2 separate regions of the Mus musculus genome follow, and region 1 is linked to region 2. Evidence: chromatin loops called from intact Hi-C (ENCODE). Cell type or tissue: left cerebral cortex. All regions are shown on one strand. Links, peaks and the distances in the headings refer to the core of each region. The heading gives the core; the rest is flanking DNA. Region 1 has its middle 8.5 kb from the start of Esd. Region 2 holds the start of Nudt15 (nudix (nucleoside diphosphate linked moiety X)-type motif 15).

Region 1 (9,756 bases), core at 514-8,513, 1.2 Mb after region 2:
GTGGGTAATTAGTTAGTTAGTTAGTTAATTAGTTAGTTAGTTAGTTAGTTAGTTAGTTAGTTTTCTCCAAGAGTGTTACCCCTGGCAAGTTGACCACTCTCCAGAAGAAGACCACACCTCCAGGAATATTTAGGCAACACAAATTGGTTTTGATTTTTTTTAAATGACACAAATTTAAGTGAATAGGTAAAAGGGGGTGAATTGGGGAGGAACTGAGGAGAGAGCATGACTACAATCAAAACCCATTTGATGGTTAAAAATAAAATCAATAAAAATATAAAATGGATTAATTAAAAATTAAAATAATAAAAACAAAAATTAAATAAATTTAAAAACACGTTTTATGGAATACTAATAAGAAAAGAATAAAAGTAAGATACAGACACCTGTGTCTGCTGTTATACGTTTACTGTGTTTACTGTGCTAATGACCAGAGATTATTTTCTATAAACCTTGTTGAATCTAAATACATCTCCCAAAGGCTATTTGATAAAGCTTTGGTTGACAGCATGCAGCACCATTGGGAGGTAGAGTCTAGTTGGAGGAGTAGCAATCGGGGCTGTGCTCTTGAAGGACCCGCTGGGACACTGTCCCCTTCCTGTTTCTCTCTCTGCTTCCTCACTGTCTCCCTGTAAGGCAAGTGACTTTGTTCCACCATGCACTTCCCATTGTATGCATGAGTATATCCTTGGGAAAGATACAGTTCTTCCTGGTGGCTTTAACTTCCTGTGTAGGGTAGACAGACTCTGCTAAAGATAATCATGTGATTATCAACATGAATAATTCTCTACAGAAGGGATTGCTCTTGATTGGATAAGAGAGAATCATAGCATATCCTTGATTGTCTCTCCTTTTTACTCAGCTTTTTGCCCAGGGAATATATACTCACATTCCTCTCAAACAAAGCAGAAATGCAAAAAACTCTATGTCCTTTATACATAAAGTAAGTAGCTTCAGAAATAACTTTCTGACATGTTCTTTGTACTTCCTGAGCTAACCAAGAAAAGGATGTTGACTGGAAAGTACTGTTTTAAATGACTGGTAGACATGCTACTTTCTTCAGAGAATGTAGAATTTACTGTCAGGATACAAATGGAAACGAATAAGTAGGGATCAGTAGCATTAGAATTGGCTTGCAGGAATAGAGACACAATCCACTTCCTACAACACCCAAGGCTTCCATAAAGATGTGTACATAAGTCCTCCTTACTCATGGAAGACTTCAACATCCATTGCTACTCTCTCTCAACTTGTTTCTCTCCTATCTCTCTCCCTTTTACCATCTTCCTACCAGTCAGTCTTCTAGCATCTTATACATGTGCTGACTTATGATCTGCCATGACTTATATCTATTTGCTGGTCTTTAATCTTTCTCTATGGTTCCCAATTGTCACTTGATCTTCTCTGTACTTCCTTGTGTAGATGTTTAAGGAATTGCTGCTGATCATTGTTCAGGTTCCCCACGGAAGACAGATATTTCCTTCTGAGCCTTGCCTGAGGATGCAAACTAGAGTAGCTGGAGATCCTTCTCAATCTAGTCATCTGTGATGAGCTGTGAGGGATGCTCCTCAGCAAGGATGGATCCCCTGGCAGGAAGAGTCTCCAGATCTACCCCAGGTCAACATGCCCCTCAAAACCTTCTCCACAGAGTGGCTCCATCCTCTTCCTGTTCCAATTCATGTAGCTGCCCCTCTAAGGCTTTGCATGGCTGTTTCTTTCCATTTTCCCTTCTAATATAACTATTTCCAAGTTCCCATCCAAACCTCTGAAAAACTGAACTTTCACAGTAGTGAACACTTTAAAGGGCATTATAAGAAGCATATCAACCAACTTTTTTTAATTGTCTAATCTACAGAACAGTCATCATTTAAAAAAAAAATCCAGAAGATTGAATACAAAACCCTAGGAAAACAGTGGATGGAAGATAAATCAAACTCAATGATGCTTTTTCAATGCCTGCCTCAGAATTGTGATTTGATGACCTTTATGGAGCAATTGCAGTGTTCTGTGATTAAAATAGTCACATTACAATCTACAGGAAATTGGACAATTTTGGAAGAAAAAGTCTTTCAAACCTCAGTGGAGGAGGAAATTATTTGGTAACTAAATTAGAAACATCTATGTCATTGGTTTGACAGAGTCCTTAGATCCACTGGTGTTACAAAACGTGTATGTTCCAGAATGCCTGCATTACACCTGCCAAGGGGAACATGAATTTCAGACTGTGCAGATCAGAACGCTAAGACAAATTAGAGAATGAGACACATAAAAGCAAGGTAGGCCATGTGTGGTGTTGCACACCTTCAATTCCAGCATTTGGGAGGCAGAGGTAGGAGAACTAGGCCAGCCTAGTCTACAGAGAGAGAGACTCCCAGAACAGCCAGGACTACAGAGAAACCATATCTCAAAAAATATGTTGGCATATTTCTTTCATTATTTTATTAGGTTCTTATAACTTTACCTCCCTTCTAACCCAAATTTCATCCTAATCCCTTCCAGTCCCCCAACACTGCATAGTAGAGAAAGATTATTACGGGAAAAGAGGAGGGTCATAGACTTCTTTCAGTCAACAAAATAGACTATTTTCTGCTGGTTAGAAGCATTGGGTTCCTTGGGACCAGTCCAATCTTCGATGTCAGAATATCCCCAACTTCTTCTCGCCACCTACTCACAAACACTTGACCAACAGCAACATCAGCATCCAGGAGCAGCAGTGGGGAGAGGTAGCTGCCTTCTAGGCACACCTCTACCCCTGTTGGGGCTCTGGCATTTATACCCTCTCCGGAGTCCCCAGAATTAAACCATCTGCAGCTAGCAAAGATCACAGCTTTCCTAGAACACGAGACAATCATAGTTAGCAGCTACGGACTAACTGAAACAGCCCTATATCCCACACCTGGGATTAAAGCCAAAACATATTCACATGACATAACTGAATTTAAAAAACAAAACAAAACAAAAATTTTCACTACAGAAAAAAAAGTGTGAAATTTCTCCAGAACCTCCTTCCCAGCATGCAGTGCAATAGTGCGAGATTGTGGGACATTTGGGGCACAGAGCATGACTAGAGGAAGCAGGCCACTGAGGGTGAGTCTTCCAGGCTATGACAGTCCTGCTTCTGGTCCTGTTTCTGCTTGTGGTCAGCTATAATGTGGGATGCATAGACCACGGGTTTCTGCTGCTTAGGACTGAACAGCTTTGCCCACTGTGCCTTCTCCACCAAGAGGAACCATGAGCCAGAACAAATCTCTCTTCCCTTAAGTTGTCCCTGTCAGCAATTCTGTCACAGTGACAAAAGTGACTACTACAAGGATAACATTAATTTGTGGTGTTATAAGGATCAGGGAACATATAGGGAGTTCTTCCGTAACAAGGGCTTATTCATAGTAGGACTAAAAAGCCTAAGGCAAACATTATATATGAAATCTAGCAAGGGTTCCTCACAAATCTATCCTTGTTTGGTTTTTCCTCTGGCATTAGATATATATAATGAACTACCAAGGGGAAAGGTAACAAGAAAAGATGAATGCTTCTCAATCTCACTTACATGTGGAATATATAACAATCTAATTCATAAAATTACAATTGAGCAGTGGTTACCCAAGACCAGGGAGTCAGTAGATGTTGGCCAAAAAATAAAACCTTACAACCATAAATTTGCTAGTATACAGCAGGATGGCAGCAGTTAGTGATATTGTATCTCTTATTTAAAATCTGCTAGAAAAGTAGATCGGAAGTGTTCTTTCTAAATACTCACACAGCCAGATACAAACATGTGGTGGTTGGTGTGATGATTTGACTCTGTTAATCATTATACACTTACGTGTAGATTGAAGCGTAACATGGAATATCTCGATTATATACAGTTTTCATTTGTCAGTTACATCTCATTAGAGCTTGTGAGATTTCTGGGAGAAAAGCATTTTATCATTCTTCAATCTACTTTCCCATTCCCAATATACTTTCATGAAGGCTTAGAGAAATATTACATTGAGGAATTTTGCAACAAAGAAACTATTTGACTTTTTTAAAAAAGGGGACATTCTTTGGAGTTCTTTTAAAGATACAGTTTAAAGTGGAGGCATCTGTTTTCCTACCTTGTCTAGTTTCCAAAAGTCTGAGGGCTTCTTCCCATAAGGGGATCACAAAATAGGTCCCTTGGGGCCCCTGGGTTGTATCATATCAGATGCAGAGGATGGGAGCCTGCTTTCAACTGTGGTTAGGTAGTAATGATGTTCTCCCACCCCTTGCCCCCAATGTTTCTCAGCGAGGGGAAACACATTGCTGACACTGCTACAGTTGAGAAGGACCAATGGCCTGTTCCATCCTGGACTAGAGCTGGAAGTCAGAAAGACTTCCTCCCGGCTGTCTATGTTTAGTAGAGAAAAAAAATCTGATTGGCTAACATGCTCTAAGCCTAAATCAGGAGCGGAGGAGGTAGACCTCCCTACCCCAGCACTACAGACAAGAGCACCAGGAGGCTTTGGGACTATGTGCTATTTGGACTCTTGGAAGGGAGCAGCCCCTTGGACTTTCCTATCAACCTTTAAGGCAAAAAGGGAGTTGGATATAGACTGATTTTGACTTAGAAAAAACATTACTTTCTCTGAAATGCCATTATTTAAAGTAATCAAGTTACGCTTTCTTCAAATGGCATAAAAACTGTCAGTCGTCTTGGCTGGGGAGGCAGGAGGCTCATCTGACCCCTACCAACCATCCTTGGAGCAGAGTGCATTCTCTACCACTGACTGACATCTACTGGACACCCACTGCCAAGCAGCTGCAGGCCTTCAGAACTCCGAAAAGAACCAAAAGAGCCATGGAATCCCCAAGGGAGTCCTCAGCAAGTACAACACACCCAAGTCTGCCCCATGTCCTACAGAGACCTTCCTCATGCCCTGAGTTGGAGCCTGTGCAGATAATAAGCAACTCTATGGTTCCCATGGCTGATAAGTTTGAGATCACAGGTACCTGTGGGTTGTTGTATGATCATGTGATGAGGTGTTGTCCATTGCCATCATGAGTTAGAAGGAAACAGAAAATTAGAAAATAAGGCAGAAACGGAGGGCTCAAGAGCAGCCAGGGCAAGTGATGGCCGTTGTCAAGGTGTACACAGACTACAGGTGAGCAGCAGAAGAAAATCCCCTAAATCAAATAGTTTCACTTTGGACAACAACAAACCCCATGTTTTTAAAAGCTCCAGAATAATAGCTCTCAGTCTTTAAACATTTTAAAATACATTTAAAATGCAGAGTACAGGGTCCCTTCTGTTTAGAAGTGTGTAGGGTCTAGTCTAGGAAACTAAAATTGTACATAATGCACAGTGTTTCTGTAACAGACAGTCCTCAAACCTCTTTTCAGGAAACAGTGACCTAAAGGTTTGAGTGCATCCCCCTTTTCTTTCCTTCGGTGGATGTTTATTTAAATAAACATGCATCCAGGTGGTAACCCCAGCACTCAGGAGGCAGAGAAAGGAGGACTTGAAGTCCAAGACCAGCCAAGTGTGGGTAGTAAGACCTGTCTCAAAATTAATTAACTAAACAAATAAAAGTAAAGTTCACCCAGCTATGCAGTAGGGGTCCTGGACATTACAGTGAGGCTGTTGGTGGAAAGCTCAAGCCTTGGCTTCAGAGAAAACCCACACAGCCTAGCTGAGAACAAAGGCACAGACAGGAATGGAAAACTATGCTTTAGCAGGACTGGAAAGTTCCCATGGATGAAACTACGTTGTGATGATTGGAATCAGAAATTTTCCTCAGAGGATTTCTATCCAGAACTTGGTTCCCATCTTGCAGACCTAACTTAAAGTCTGTGCCAAATTTGTAAGATGGGGCTTAAATAGATGCAAGAGGCCTGTGAGGATTCTACCCCCTACTGGTCCAGCTGCCTTCTCTGTTTCCTGGCTCCTGCTGGGTATCCTGAGCCAGATATGGTGGCACACCAGATGTCCTGGTGTGGTGCACACCTTTATTCCCAACCTTTAGGAGGGAGAGGCAGGCAGAACACTGTGTTTGTGGCCAGCCTAGTCTACAAAGTCAGTTTCAGGACAGCCAGGGCTATACAGAGAAACCCTAGAAAACAAAACAAAAACAAACAAAGAAACAAAGACCAGTACCTCAACAGGCTCCCATGGGTTGCACCATGACTTTCCAGCTGTGGTGGACTGAAATCTCCATGAAACTATGAGCTAACATAAGCCTTTCCTCCCCTAAGTTGTCAGGTATTTTGTCTCACCAGGAAGAAATGACTAAATCATATCCATGAATGCATACTAATTCACCATAACCCTCAGGCTACAGGAGAATACTGAGAAACCAGAAGCCCCGTGTTGAACGTAAAGAGAGAAAGTGGAATGGCAGAGCATGAGGTGGAATCTTATGGAGAGGAGGCAGATCAAAGACAACTCCAAGTTTTCCTGTTAAGAATCTCTCTGATGAGTGGTGGAGGTCACTGACAAACTTAGTGGAGAACAACACATGTGATCAGATTTGTGCTTTTGACTATTCAGACACCGGAGGAATCATAGTGTAGAAGCTAAAGATGCTGGAGATGAGCATGATAGCTCTTCCTAACTTAGGAAATGTTGACACTGTTTGGAAATATACAGGATAAATAGAAGATAGAAGAACAACTGAATGAGACCCTTTAAAAAAATGATTAGGCTCCAGGCTCAGAGTATTGTGACCACAGTTCCAAAACTCTGTATCCTCAATTCCAAAGCCAATATGTCAAAAACCAAAAGTTGCTACTCATGCTACTCAGCACAACAGAGATCAGTGAGGATGATGGGCATAAAGAAGATAGATCACATCTCCAGCAGGAACTGAGGCTAACCGAAACGATCACCATCTAGAATAAGAAAGAAGACAGAGCCAAAAGACCAAGGAATGCTCAAGGGAGCTTAGAAATGTAATTTTCAATTCAAATTCTTAATTTAAAAAAAAAACTTTTTTGAAAAAGATCCATTTGTTGGACAAACTTAAGCTTCGATTTTTTTAATTAATTTTTTGAGAACTTCATGAGTACTGATCTGTATCATTCCCACTGTCTCCCTTATTCACATCATATCTTTCTAGAATGTATGCATATATACACACATACTCATTCATACACACAGACACAGGCACACACACACATATACATACACACATACATACATATGTACATATACACACATATACATATATAAATATGAGTATATATACACTCATATGTAAATATGAGTATATATACATACATATATATCCATGTATATACAACCTACTGAGTTAATTTAGCTTTGTTCATATGCACAGGTGTCCAGGGCTGACAGCTTGGGATTGGACAACATATGTGGGAGCTGTCCCTGATGAAAATTGATTCTCCCTCTCAGCAGCCCATTGACCACCTCTTCATCTACGGATGGGATCCTGTGGAATTTCTCCTGTCCACGTTGCCTTATCTGCAATGTTATCATGCCGATCCTGTTTACCGGTGCATTTCCCCCCATCACCTCAAACTTCTTAAGAATTAGATAAATAAAGACAGGGAACAATAATGTGTGAGTTGGCCGGGGCACTTCAGAGCCTGCTACTCATGCTTCTAAAACTACAGCCTTCAGGCCTCTCAATATTCTTCCTGTGTTTGTATTGCCCGTGCTTACATGTACTGCAAAACCCTTATTTCAATAAGTATTAAGTTTGCTTTTCTATATATGAAGTTTCAAAAGATATATTCACCATCATTAAAGCCCCTATAGACCAGGAGAGGTTTGCTATCACCAGGAAAGACATTTACAGAGGCAAACGTACTTTCCTGCCAATGCCAGCAGAATCTGCCCCGAGTCCCTCAAATAGAGTTATTTATCTCTGCTCCCAGAGAAACAAAAGGAAGCCATACCTCTCCTGCTCTCAGAAGTCTGGGTGATTTGATCACAGCCTCCCTTCAGTAAATTTTCCCCCGGCGGTGAGAGAATTGCGGGGATCTGTACATCTACTGCCTTTGTTTGCTTCCCCATCTCCTGAGTTAACAATAAATTCAACTGTTCCATTCTTGACTGTGTTCTTCTTTACGCTCCTACATTTATCAGATGGCTAAAGATTTGTCTCAGTCATCCTGGGTTCCTGAGAAACACGTGCTGAAACTATATCCAGGCTGCGTAAGTGAAGTCCTGTGTGTCCCTAGATAAAGTTGTCAATCTCATCTGTAATTTTAAAAGGTTTTAAATTTCATGAGGATATTATATTGAACAGGAGTTTTTAGAAGAACAGAATCAATGAGTGTGTGTGTGTGTGTGTGTGTGTGTGTGTGTGTGTGTGTGTGTGTGTGTGTGTAAAATTGGGGTTCCCACTGAGGGCTGGGTGGAGAAACAGTGGCTGTGTGCACACTGGAGAGAAACTCCGTAGCAGTCTACCCAAAACTCCTGGATACTTTGGCAGTTCCAATCCATCACTGAAAACCTAGAGGTTCTCTGGAAAGTCACTGGTATTGAGCCTGTGTGCTTGTGAGTATGCACTTGTGCATTGATGAACATGAATACAGGTATGCTTGTGTGTGACATGCATTTAATTAGAGTAACATACATAACCATGGGTGGGGGTTGTTTAATGGAGCAAGGGCAATTACCAGTAACTACACTACTGAGGAATGTGGCTCCCCTTCCCCAGACACCATTAACTTCCTACAGCACCAAGCTCTGTACAGTACAGCTCATAAACCCATTTCCATTCTTTGACAGGGTATTGATGGGCTTAGTTTTATGCAGGTCTTGAATATACAGCCACCTGTGCTGCGAGGTCATGGTTGTATGATCTCCATCCAGAAAATAGCATTTCACATGACTCCTCTCATCCTCTAGTTCTTAGATCTTCCCCCGCACTGTTTCCAAAATGTCCCCCGAGCCTTGGAGGATGTGATAAAGACCCTACTTATAGCTGAGCACTCTGTAGCCATTATTCTCCACACTCGATTAGTTATGACTTTTTGCGTTAACCACTGGCCACTGCAAACAGAAGCTTCTCTGACCAAGGCTAAGAAACATACTTAATTATGGATATAAACATGAATATTTAGAAAGCAGTTTGACACCATGTCCACTTAGCAAAACATAGTATGTTTCTCCGTAGGGCCGAGAGCATCCATAGACATAGAGTTTTGGCCTGGTTTATAATATTAGGCATGAATTCTACACATGGATTGGGTCTCACGTACAATCATGAAATGGTCGATTAGCTCCGTATTATTCATATTATTATCGCACCAGTGGGCACATCTTGCCTAGAAGGTCGGTGTTGCAGTTCCCAGGCCTCACAGATGAATAAGAATATTGAAGACTTTTCTCTCTCAAAAGCCTGCATTGAACTTCTGAAACTAGGAAAGCTATTTGGAAGAGGGGAAGCTTCTAGACCAGTTCTATCTTGATTTCATGATATCCTTCAACCAGTATATGGAACCAGTCATTAGACATAGGGCTTTATCATTTAGTTATGGTGGGTCACTGGGTTTGTAAGGGAAAAGATCTATCAATGATGCCATTCCCCAACGTTTGATTCATCTCAGCAGTTGGCTCTCACAATTACCCAAGTCCACAGACACCGTGGATCAGAGACCATTTACCTTTCTTTGTCCCTAGTCTAACTTCTATCCTATAGAACAAGCAAAACAAGGTGGTGGTGCATATTCCCATGCTTTGCAACAGTTTGTAGAGGACTAATTTCTAAGTCAATGTGATATTTGTTAAGTAAACTGTAGAACATCCACAGGCTAACACAGCACATA
Region 2 (9,756 bases), core at 855-8,854:
GTCTGTTATGGCACTTGCCTGTCATGTGCCAAGCCCCAAGTTCAACCCTAAGTACTGAAACAAAGTAACCCAGGAAACTAACCAGCCACACACGGGCAACTACTGTGCACGCTTAGAGAGGGGTGGGCGATGTAGCTTAAATCAGCATCAGGGCAGCTGAGGCAAGACTGGAAGTTCAAGGTTATCCTTAGCTACAAAGTGACCTGGAAGCCAGCCTGAGATATATGAGATTAAATGAAGAAATTAGTGATATCTGGCCATTATAAAAAACTGGGCTGTGCAGGCACAGCTGACATCAACCATCTGCCTGGGCTGTGCACCGGAGGTGCGGCCAGCACTCTCCAACTATCTTTGATGTTTTTGCCCTGATCAAAAATTGACCCATGTGAAACAGGAATACTGGGTAAAGAACAGGAACCACAAGTAAAGGACCCACATGGCACCTGTGCAGGACAGAGATGGCACTGGTGAGAAACCACCTCACATGAAGAGCTCAGCAGGGGCCTGCACAGCAGAAGGGCCAGTCACTGCTCAGTAACAGAAACTACATCAGCAGAAAGCTATGCTGTGCCTGACCAGAGAAAGATGAGGGTCCATGCAACCCAAGCCTGGCTGCTGATCGGCATGAATGGGCTGGTCAGAAGCTTTAGCTCTTAACGTTAGCTAAGCACGATGCGGTCCTCAGGCCAAGAACACGATTCTCTTAAACCCAAAGTCCTCTCTCAAGCCAGAACACCCTCTGCTTTGACAGCAGGCAGCACACAATGCAGTCCTCGGAGACATTTCACTGTTCAATCTCTTACAGTAAAAGCTTACAATTTGCTAGGGGGAGAAAGCAGCCAACCAACCTTTGGCTGTGATGTTCTGGAGTTCCTGACCTCTGGGGACCCCCCTGCCCCCAGTAGGTGATTCGATGCATTGCCCTGTGTGATCCCAGCACACAAGGACCCCAGTCTCAGGCTGTGAAAGGGAGATGCAGAGGACCTGGCCGTTAGTGGCGGGAGCCACAGCTTACTCTCACACTTACACGGGGTCTCTCAGACACCAGGGGAATGTAGCCTACTGCTTTTCATAAGCTCTCTAGTTACATGAATTGTCATTTAAAAGTTCTTTTCAAGTGGCTGAAAGGGAAAAGGAAAACATCAAGCTTGATGAACTTGGCAGTAGGCGCCTTGCTTTTGAACTTGAATGGCCATATTTGAGTTCCGACCTCTGTTTGAACTAGCACAAGGCAATCTATTACGCTCGCCTCCATGCAGCGGACAGCGGAAGCCATGCAGAAGTGCAGATAATGAACTGCAAGCTCCTTACACACCTTATTCTATGCCACCAGGACAATTCAGCGGCACACCCCAGGAAGAGTTTCTTAAGGTTCTTGAGTTATATCAGGAGACTGCAGATAAACTGGTGACCACGTGGCTCTATGGATAAAATCGAGTTGTCCTGAAACAGAAGTTTTCATTTCCTGAAGACTTTGTTTTTAATCAAGGAGTCTTCGTGGTCCTTTCAAGGTGCTCTCCTCGGTACCCTTCCAGGTGGTTCAGGTCCTCTTTAAATGGGTCATAACCTTGCTCTTTTAGACAGCGGAGAGCCCAGAAAAGCTGGTCTAAGGGAGGGAATTCTTCCCATGGAACCCACTCCCAACCTAGAAGGGAAACTGACAGTCAGTACGCAGAAGCGGCAGAAAGCAAGGCATTTGCTGGACAAATAAAACCCACATTTAGAATGAAGAGCTTGGGAAGAGAAAGGTGACCAAGAAAACAGTGGAGTGTTTCTTGTTTCTTTGTTTGAGACAGGGTCTCATGTAGCAAAGCATTCAGTCCTGACTGAACTCATCTGAGGTGTCTACTGTTCACAGATGAGGAAAACGGCCCACCATTAAGTAACTTGGCCAAGTAACTTCACAGAGAACTGTTAGATCCAAACCGGACCCCCGAGATGGGGCCACTGCCTATGTCTATATTACAGGCTAGATGCCCATCAGGGATACAGGATTGCTGATAGATACACTCAAGCCTCATAAGCATTCCTCCAAAACCTGTGAGCTGGGTTTCTGCCAGGAAGAGCTTCCATTTGCCCTGTCTCCACAGCACAGCGAGCACGGCATCTAGCTACCTATGAACACATATTGAAGTCCCACAGCTAGCGACCACCCACTTCCCTACAACCCACGCCCACGCTAAACTTCCAGGATGTCTGGCTTACAGGCTTCATCCCAGCACAGACTAGTTCTTTAAAACTGCCAAGGCTTTCCCCGCCTTTCACTATTCTGTGTTGTACGTTTCGAGTCCATGCTTCCCCCAACCCCAAGACATCCATAGCATCTTTCAATTTCCCAGATGAGCCTTTCTTTCTAGCCATGGAGTACTCCAACATGGTGGTTTCACTGTGCCCTAAATCACAGCGACAGTGCAAGAACCATGACAGGAGCACAGGTATCTGTATCTTCCATCCCTTGGGATCTACACATCTCCCCATCTCTACATTGTCTCTGCGCTGCTCTAACAGGACAGCCGGCAGACTTTCATTTCACATAATTCTGCAGATTGAAAGTCTAAGATCAAGATGCTGGCCAGACGTGATGTCTGGTAAGGGCCCATTTCCTAGCTCATGGGACAGCCATACTCCTCCTGTATCCTCACATGGAGGACGTGGTGAGGATCTCTCTGGGGTCTCGTTCATGTGAGCACTAATTCCATTTGTGGCCTGTTAGGCAGTGCTTCATTCAGTCCTGTGGTGAACAGTGGATCCTAGCCACCGCCGCTGCCGCTGCCATTTTGGGAGGTAATGGGAAGTTCAGAGCATCTGCACATGGCAGGTGAGCCTCTGAAGACTGCACCTGGTCCTTCTCACTCTGCCTCAGTCCTGCTGAGGGGTAAGGAGGTGAGAAGCGTCTGTTGCAGCTCCTCCAGGACATTCCATCTCACTAAGGGCCCAGAATCAGCAAAGCCCAGGCCCCGTCACCATCACCCCAAGACTGGAATTTCAACATAGGTTTTTGGTTTTTGTCTCTTTTTGAGATTGTGTCTCTACATAGACCTAGCTAGCCTGGAACTTTCTATGTAAACCAGTGACCTCAAACTCCCAGAGATCTTTCTGTCTCTCCCTACTATTCCCCAAGTGCTGGGGTTAAAGTCACCTTCTTAGCTCCAACACAGGAACTTTCGAGGTCATAGACACAAAGAGAATCCGATTCTCTTCATATGGCAATGATACTCTAACCATGCTTCTCTGAAGAATAATACGTTATTGTATCTGATTCTCTTACTTTCATTCTTTTCAGGCTCCATATTCCTCGGCTCCGAATCATGAGTCATATCCACCTCTCCTTTCATTAATATGGTAACATAATGGTAATTCTCCTTCTCAACAAAAGAATTTACCACGGAGGCAAAGCACACATTTTTCAGGTGAAGCCCAGCTTCTTCCCAGGTTTCTCTCTGAGCGCATTCTTCCCAGGTCTCACTGGAAAAAGAAACACAGCCTGCTTAGTGTACACATGAGGTGAGAGTCCTGGTAGGAAAATTATGGTATACAGTAAAAGCAATGGTAATTAGTTTATGCTTTAGACTGATTAAAAAAAAATCTTCCATCTTGACATTATGCATATTCTATATTTAGTGATTTGAAGACCCAAAGAGCTTTAGGTTATGCAAAAATTAACACTTAACAACAGCATTAATTCCTAGGTCTGGAGATAGACTTAGGCAGCAAGGGTGCAGTTTAGTGTGTCAGGTAAGAACCCAGGCTTTCTCTGGGTGGTGGTGGTACACGCCTTTAGTCCGAGTACTTTAGAGGCAGAGCCTGGTGAACCTCTGTGAGTTTGAGGCCAGATTGGTCTACAGAGGGAATTCCAGGACATCCAAGACTGTACAGAGAAACCCTATTTCTAAAAACAAAAACAAAACCCAACAAAAACCACTCCCCAAAACCCAAAACAAAACCAACCAACCAAACAAACAAACAACAATAAAAAACAACCCAACAACAACAAAACCCAGGCTTCTGAGTCAACTGTACCCAGGAAAAAAAGAAACATTAATTAATGTTCCTTTCGGGTTGTGTTTTGAAAGTGCATTAAATGCCTTCCTTATGCTTCAAAATTCCAGTTTAAGCCTAAAAATTGAGGCAATTAGGCAACAGAGAAAGAGATGATTAGCATTAAGGGGCATGCAACACTTGTACTTCCAGGCCACATAGGAAAGTACAGGTTACCATCAAGAGGAAGGAAGTTGTCAGCCTGGTAATGTTTCCCTGTCATGGAGAGCCAGTGAGAGGCTCCTCCATCCAGTGAATCCATCACGCCATAATCCCAACACTCAGAAAACTGAGGCAGGCAGATCTCGGTCTCTTATAACTAAATAAGCCTATTAGATAATAGTGACCCAGATAATTACATAATAGGAAGTCTCAGATTTCCTTTGAAATTGTCTACAGAATCAAGTATGGTGCTTGTTAGATAAGGCGTAGGAAGGCTTGAAGCTTTACCTTCCAAGTGTTTTATAACACTACATTATTTTATATTACTATACAAGACTAAAGGAAATCACACCGAATCTGGATGTCTTAGATACTTTTATTGTATTTTAAGGCACACTCTCGGATTAGAACACATTTTTGAGCAGAGCCAGGGTTTCTTCACGATTGCACAGAAACTGACTTAGCTACCCTTCCCCCTTTGTGGGACTGACACATCCACATCGCAGAAGCGGCGGGGCCAGCCTCACAAAACTCTGATATATTTAAATCTCATGGGGCAAAAGGAAAAGTCCCAGTTAACATCCACTTTCTCTGTAAACACTAAGAAATACAAACGACTTCCACTTGCAGCCAGGAGAGGGCAGAGCGAGGACTAACGGGGCCCGGGTACTGGCACAGCACCCCCTCCTGGCTGGATCCCGGAGGACACCGGGGCCGTAGAGAGCTCGCGGAACTCAACTGCGCACTGAAGCGCGTCACACGGACCGAGAATGGCGTGCGGACTAGTGATATTCCCGAAGCTTCCGCTTCCCGGAGGTCGTCCTGCTCACCCGAATTCCAAATGGCCCCCAGGAAGCTGGAAACTGCCGGCTCCAAACGATCCTTTCCTTTTCCCCAGAAGGACGCAGCGAGGATGCTCGCAGCTCAGCACCACCACGCCGACCCCAACTCCTGGCCGCCGCCTCGGCTCTGCGTTAGCGGCCATAGCATTTGGCTGACCCCGGAAGTGACGTTGAAGCTGTACGGGAACCGGCAGGAGCCTCGCTGATTGCTCGCTGAGTGTTGTGTCTCACGAATCACCTGTCGCCTGGTGCATAGATCATGCAGAAACAACCATATAAATAACTAACATAAGAGTACTGAAAGATGATTTGGGGAAGTAAATGAGACTAATTAAGTTTCTTTAGGATAAATTCATATTTTAGAGAAAAACAAATTATAGTAGATAAAAATATACATCAACTAAAACTGAAATATGAAAAGAAAAACTTGGGGAAATCAGCTGTAACAAGATTGACATCTTAAATCTTTGGACGGGTGGGTTTACTTTAAAAGTATTACTTTATTTCTACTAATGTGTGCATAATTTTAGAAACCCAATAGTACAAAACTGCCCAAGGACAGACACTATCCCTTTTAGCCCTGCTTCCAGAGACAGCTTTAACTCTTTGAAATGTTAGTTTTTATATTTCCACACATATATCTGAGTGTATACTTAATTTGTATCCTAAGTAATTGTCTTAGTGAGGGTTTCCGTTGCTGTGAAGAGACATTATGACCAAGGCAACTCTTATAAAGGACAACATTTAATTGGTGCTTGCTTGTAGGTCCAGAGGTTCAGTCCATTATAATCAATGCAGGAAGCATGGCAGCATCCAGGCAGTCGTGGCACTGGAGGAGGTAAGAGTTGTATATCTTGTTCTAAATTCAAACAGGAAAAGATTCAAACAGCAACTGGGAGAAGTATCTCAAAGCCCATCTCCCACAGCGACACACTTCCTCCAAAAAGGCCACAACCACTCCAACAAGGACACACCTCCCTGGGCCAAGCATATTTAAACTACCATAGTAATCCATTAGAAAGTTTCAGTATCCATTAGGTATGCTTAGCAAAGTCCTAAGTTTTGCCAATCAACGAATGTGCAAATGAATAGACAGTTTAAAACGAGAAACAAAAATAATAACTATTTTTAAAAGTGTTGACTATCTCCATTGAGGAATTGAGATGCCATCTGTACTGGCTGGTTTTGGGTGTCAACTTGACACAGGCTGGAGTTATCACAGAGAAAGGAGCTTCAGTTGGGGAAGTGACTCCATGAGATCCAGCTGTGGGGCATTTTCTCAGTTGGTGATCAAGGCATGAGGGCCCACCATGGGTGGTGTCATCTCTGGGCTGGTAGTCTTGGGTTCTATAAGAAAGCAACTTGAGCAAGCCAGTAAGAAAGATCCCTCCATGGCCTCTGCATCAGCTCCTGCTTCCTGACCTGCTTGAGTTCCTGTCCTGACTTCCTGTAGTGATGAACAGCAATTTGGAAGTGTAAGCTGAATAAACCCTTTCCTCCCCAACTTGCTTCTTGGCCATGCTGTTTGTGCAGGAATAGAAACTCTGGGCAAGATACCATCTTACCCCAGTCAGAATGGCTATCATCAAGAGATCTGACAACAAATGTTGGAAAAGTTGTGGAGAGAGAAGAACCCTTATTCAGTGTTGAGGGGAGCAAACTAACACAGACATTATGGAAATAAGTGTGGTGGTTTCTCAAAAAATTAAATATAGACCCACCCCCTCCTAACTTACTGGAAAACAATATCTCTTGACTGTAATTAGAGCAAAATGCAGAGCTCTCAGCTCCTTTAGCACCATGTACACCTGGACACTGCCATGTTTCCTGCCATAATGATAATGTGCTGAACCTCTGAACTTGTAAGCCTGCCCCAATTAAATGTCATCTTTTATAAGAGTTGCCTTAGTCATGGTGTCTCTTCACAGCAATGGAAACCCTAACTGAGACAATATATAACATGGATTTTATTCAGGTCTAAAGAAAAATGAAATTTATATTTTGGCAGAAAAAAATGGAATGGCTTGGAATGTATAACATTAAGCAAGGTCACACAGTCTCAGAAAGAAGAAAACCTCTGCATGTTCTTCCTTAAGTGCGGATTGTGGCCTACAGTATATCTGTATATTTGTAAACAAATTACATCGAGGGACAGTGAGCGGCAAAAGAAGGGGAGACAAGGAAGGGCTGAGTGAGGGTAAAGGACCGGGAAGGTAGAAAAGAGAAAATAAGGCGAGTTGTTTTTCTAGTTCTTTCCTGCCGTGGATTCCCAGGTTTGTGGTGGCAGAGAAGTGCATTTGATTGGGAAGATGTGAAGCCCAGCATGGAGCTCCATGGCCTAGGAATTGCTGCTCTGACAGGACAGGGGTTCATTGGGCTGCATAGCCTTTGGGTCTGGCTAATTTTGGTCAAAGTGCAAAATGGAACAACCACTTTGGAAAGCATACTGTGTTTCATAAAAAGCAAGTATATTTGTGTGATACAACTTGATGATTCCACTACTAGATAATGGACTGAGACAAATGAAAGTGTATGTTAATACAAAGATATGTGTGGAAATATTGCAGTAACTTAATTTATAATTAGTAAATGTTACCCTAATGGTGAATAAATAAATTAACTATGGCACATTCATAAATGGAAAATTGCTGAGAAACAAGGAACACTGTGTGGATACCATCAACTGTGTAGGCAAATCTCAATTGCTTTATGCTATATGAAAAAAATTAGATACAGAAGCTGGATAATTCCACTTAGAGGGTAATCTGAAATAGACTAAACAGCCAATAGCCAGAGCCAATAGATCAGTGTTTGCCTGAGGCTTTAATTACAGGGAGAGGTAACTGCAAACAACTGAAAGAACCTAGTGGGGAAACCCCCACTCAATATCCGTTTGGCCCGCACCCAGGAATCACGAACAGACAACCATCTTGATGTAAAAGCATGAGGTAGTTTAATGACGGAGCTCCGGGCCGACACATATCTCCCACAGGAGACAGAGGTGTTGACCACATGGTGGAGCCATAATGGCGGAGCTCCTGTTCGAAACATATCTCACACAGGAGACAGTGGTTTCGACCCTGAGGCTTGGAAGCTAGGGACTTTTATAGAAAAGGGGTGGGGCTGGGGAGGGATTGGTGTGGTTTTACATGATTGGTCCATTTAAACATCAACAGACTGTCCAAAGGGTGGGAGATAGGGAGGCACTAGGCCAGTCAGGACATGTAATGACGGGCCTGCCCGGGCATGACCTGGCCTGTTCTGCTATGTTCTCGGCCCCAGGTTTCAAAGCTCACAAACAACTCTTTGGGCTATTTGACATAAATTACATGAACCACAGGTCTCAAGTTTTATTTCCTTTCACAACAACAACAAAAATAACAAACTGGAGAGATTTTTTCCAGTATATTGAAATGTCTATGTATAAACTATGATGTTAGTAACATGACTGTGTGTTTTAACTCAAAAGACTTTGTTATATAAAGAGGGAATTTGCTACATGTGTATTAAGCCTCAGTATATCTAGCATTTTTTAAAAGCCCAAATCGAACTTGCAGAAAAGTCATGAAGTGAGGTGCCGCAGACCCTCTTTGGTCCCTGTCTGCGTGGAATGGGTCTCTGGTTGCAGGTGGACAAGGAGTCGGTGGGAATTGACAGACAGACACAAGGGAATGTGGATCTGAATGTAATTTGTCAAATCCAGCATCAAACTTTTTATACAGAAGGAAATAGGGAAGTTGAGTGACAAACTAGCAAGGTACAAAGAGGTTACTGGATTCTTACACAAAACAGGAATGCAAACACGGAAGGACTGGTGGGAACAAACTGGCATAAAATTCAATGTTAACAACTGGGATCAAAAACAGCTTCACCTAAGGTCCACTTAATCTTAGAAGCCAAGGGCAAGGGCTTTGTGCCCTTGTCATATTTCCTACTCTAGTCTATTGTATAGTCTACCTCCCCCCTAGGCCATTGTAAATACTTGTGTATGGGTGTAACTCAGCTATCTATAGTTCTAAGTATCTACTCTGGTTCCTCTTTAGGTCACAAACTTCCTTCTTCCTAGATAATGGTAAATTTCTGTGTAGGGCAGTGACTTAGCTATCCATGCCCAAGTCGGATCAAGGACTGCCTAGAATCTAACTTAGCTATATGTCAAAATATCAATCCTTAGGAGCACTTGTAATAAAGCAATATTAAGGGAAAGCACACAGATCCGTTTACCAACTGAAGCAAGGACATTGGAGCATTCTTTATACAGGATGCCATGATTCCAGGAGACTAAGTTTCCATGAACTTTTCGCCTCGAGACAGCGCCCAGGTTTTCAGGTCCTGTCGCGTGCTTGTCACTACTGGAGTGGATGTAGCAGTGAGGAGGTCAAGGCAGTGTGAAGTGAAATGTCTACTTAATGTCAAAAAGTCACCCTTGCTGGGGGTAGGATTCTATCTGTGAAGATTGTATATCTGAGGAGAGTAGCCTTGGACTGGCCTATGGAAGGCAGACTCCTCCTGTCACTGGACCTTGGAGAATTTGGAATTGGGGACTGACAATGTCCATAGCAGTAGGCATTCCTGTTAAAGAGAGTAGGTTGCTCTTCTTTCTTTTCTTTTCCTTTCTTTTTTTTCTTTTCTTTTTTCTTTTTTCCGAAACAGGGTTTCTCTGTGTAGCCCTGGATGTCCTGGAAATCACTTTGTAGACCAGGCTGGCCTCAAA

What was found. A loop is a pair of places that touch in the nucleus more often than their neighbours do. Peaks named below come from ENCODE experiments on the same cell type or tissue, not always from the same donor. Only the 100,000 strongest peaks of a DNase experiment are listed, where the experiment ranks them.
Region 1: a loop joins it to region 2, with 4 times the contacts of the local background. A loop is called at or near these places in 6 of 42 quality-filtered maps.

Annotation. Positions count from the first base shown.
Region 1 is chr14:74,718,960-74,728,715 of GRCm38, forward strand. No RefSeq gene overlaps it. Among named protein-coding and RNA genes, the nearest start is that of Esd, 8.5 kb to the right of the region's middle. In left cerebral cortex, for the core only: a CTCF peak has its summit at 4,768 (motif pointing left); a DNase peak (open chromatin) is centred at 4,772.
Region 2 is chr14:73,520,030-73,529,785 of GRCm38, forward strand. Nudt15 (nudix (nucleoside diphosphate linked moiety X)-type motif 15) reads right to left here and starts at 5,220. Exons shown (of 3, transcript NM_001360484.1): 1 at 5,031-5,220; 2 at 3,269-3,465; 3 at 1-1,645. The coding sequence starts at 5,185. The coding sequence ends at 1,485. It overlaps Gm41209 (a long non-coding RNA gene), which reads left to right and starts at 5,273. Exons shown (of 3, transcript XR_874819.2): 1 at 5,273-5,517; 2 at 5,808-5,880. In left cerebral cortex, for the core only: a CTCF peak has its summit at 4,867; DNase peaks (open chromatin) are centred at 4,272, 4,965 and 5,191; H3K4me3 peaks cover 1,068 bases; H3K27ac peaks cover 1,217 bases.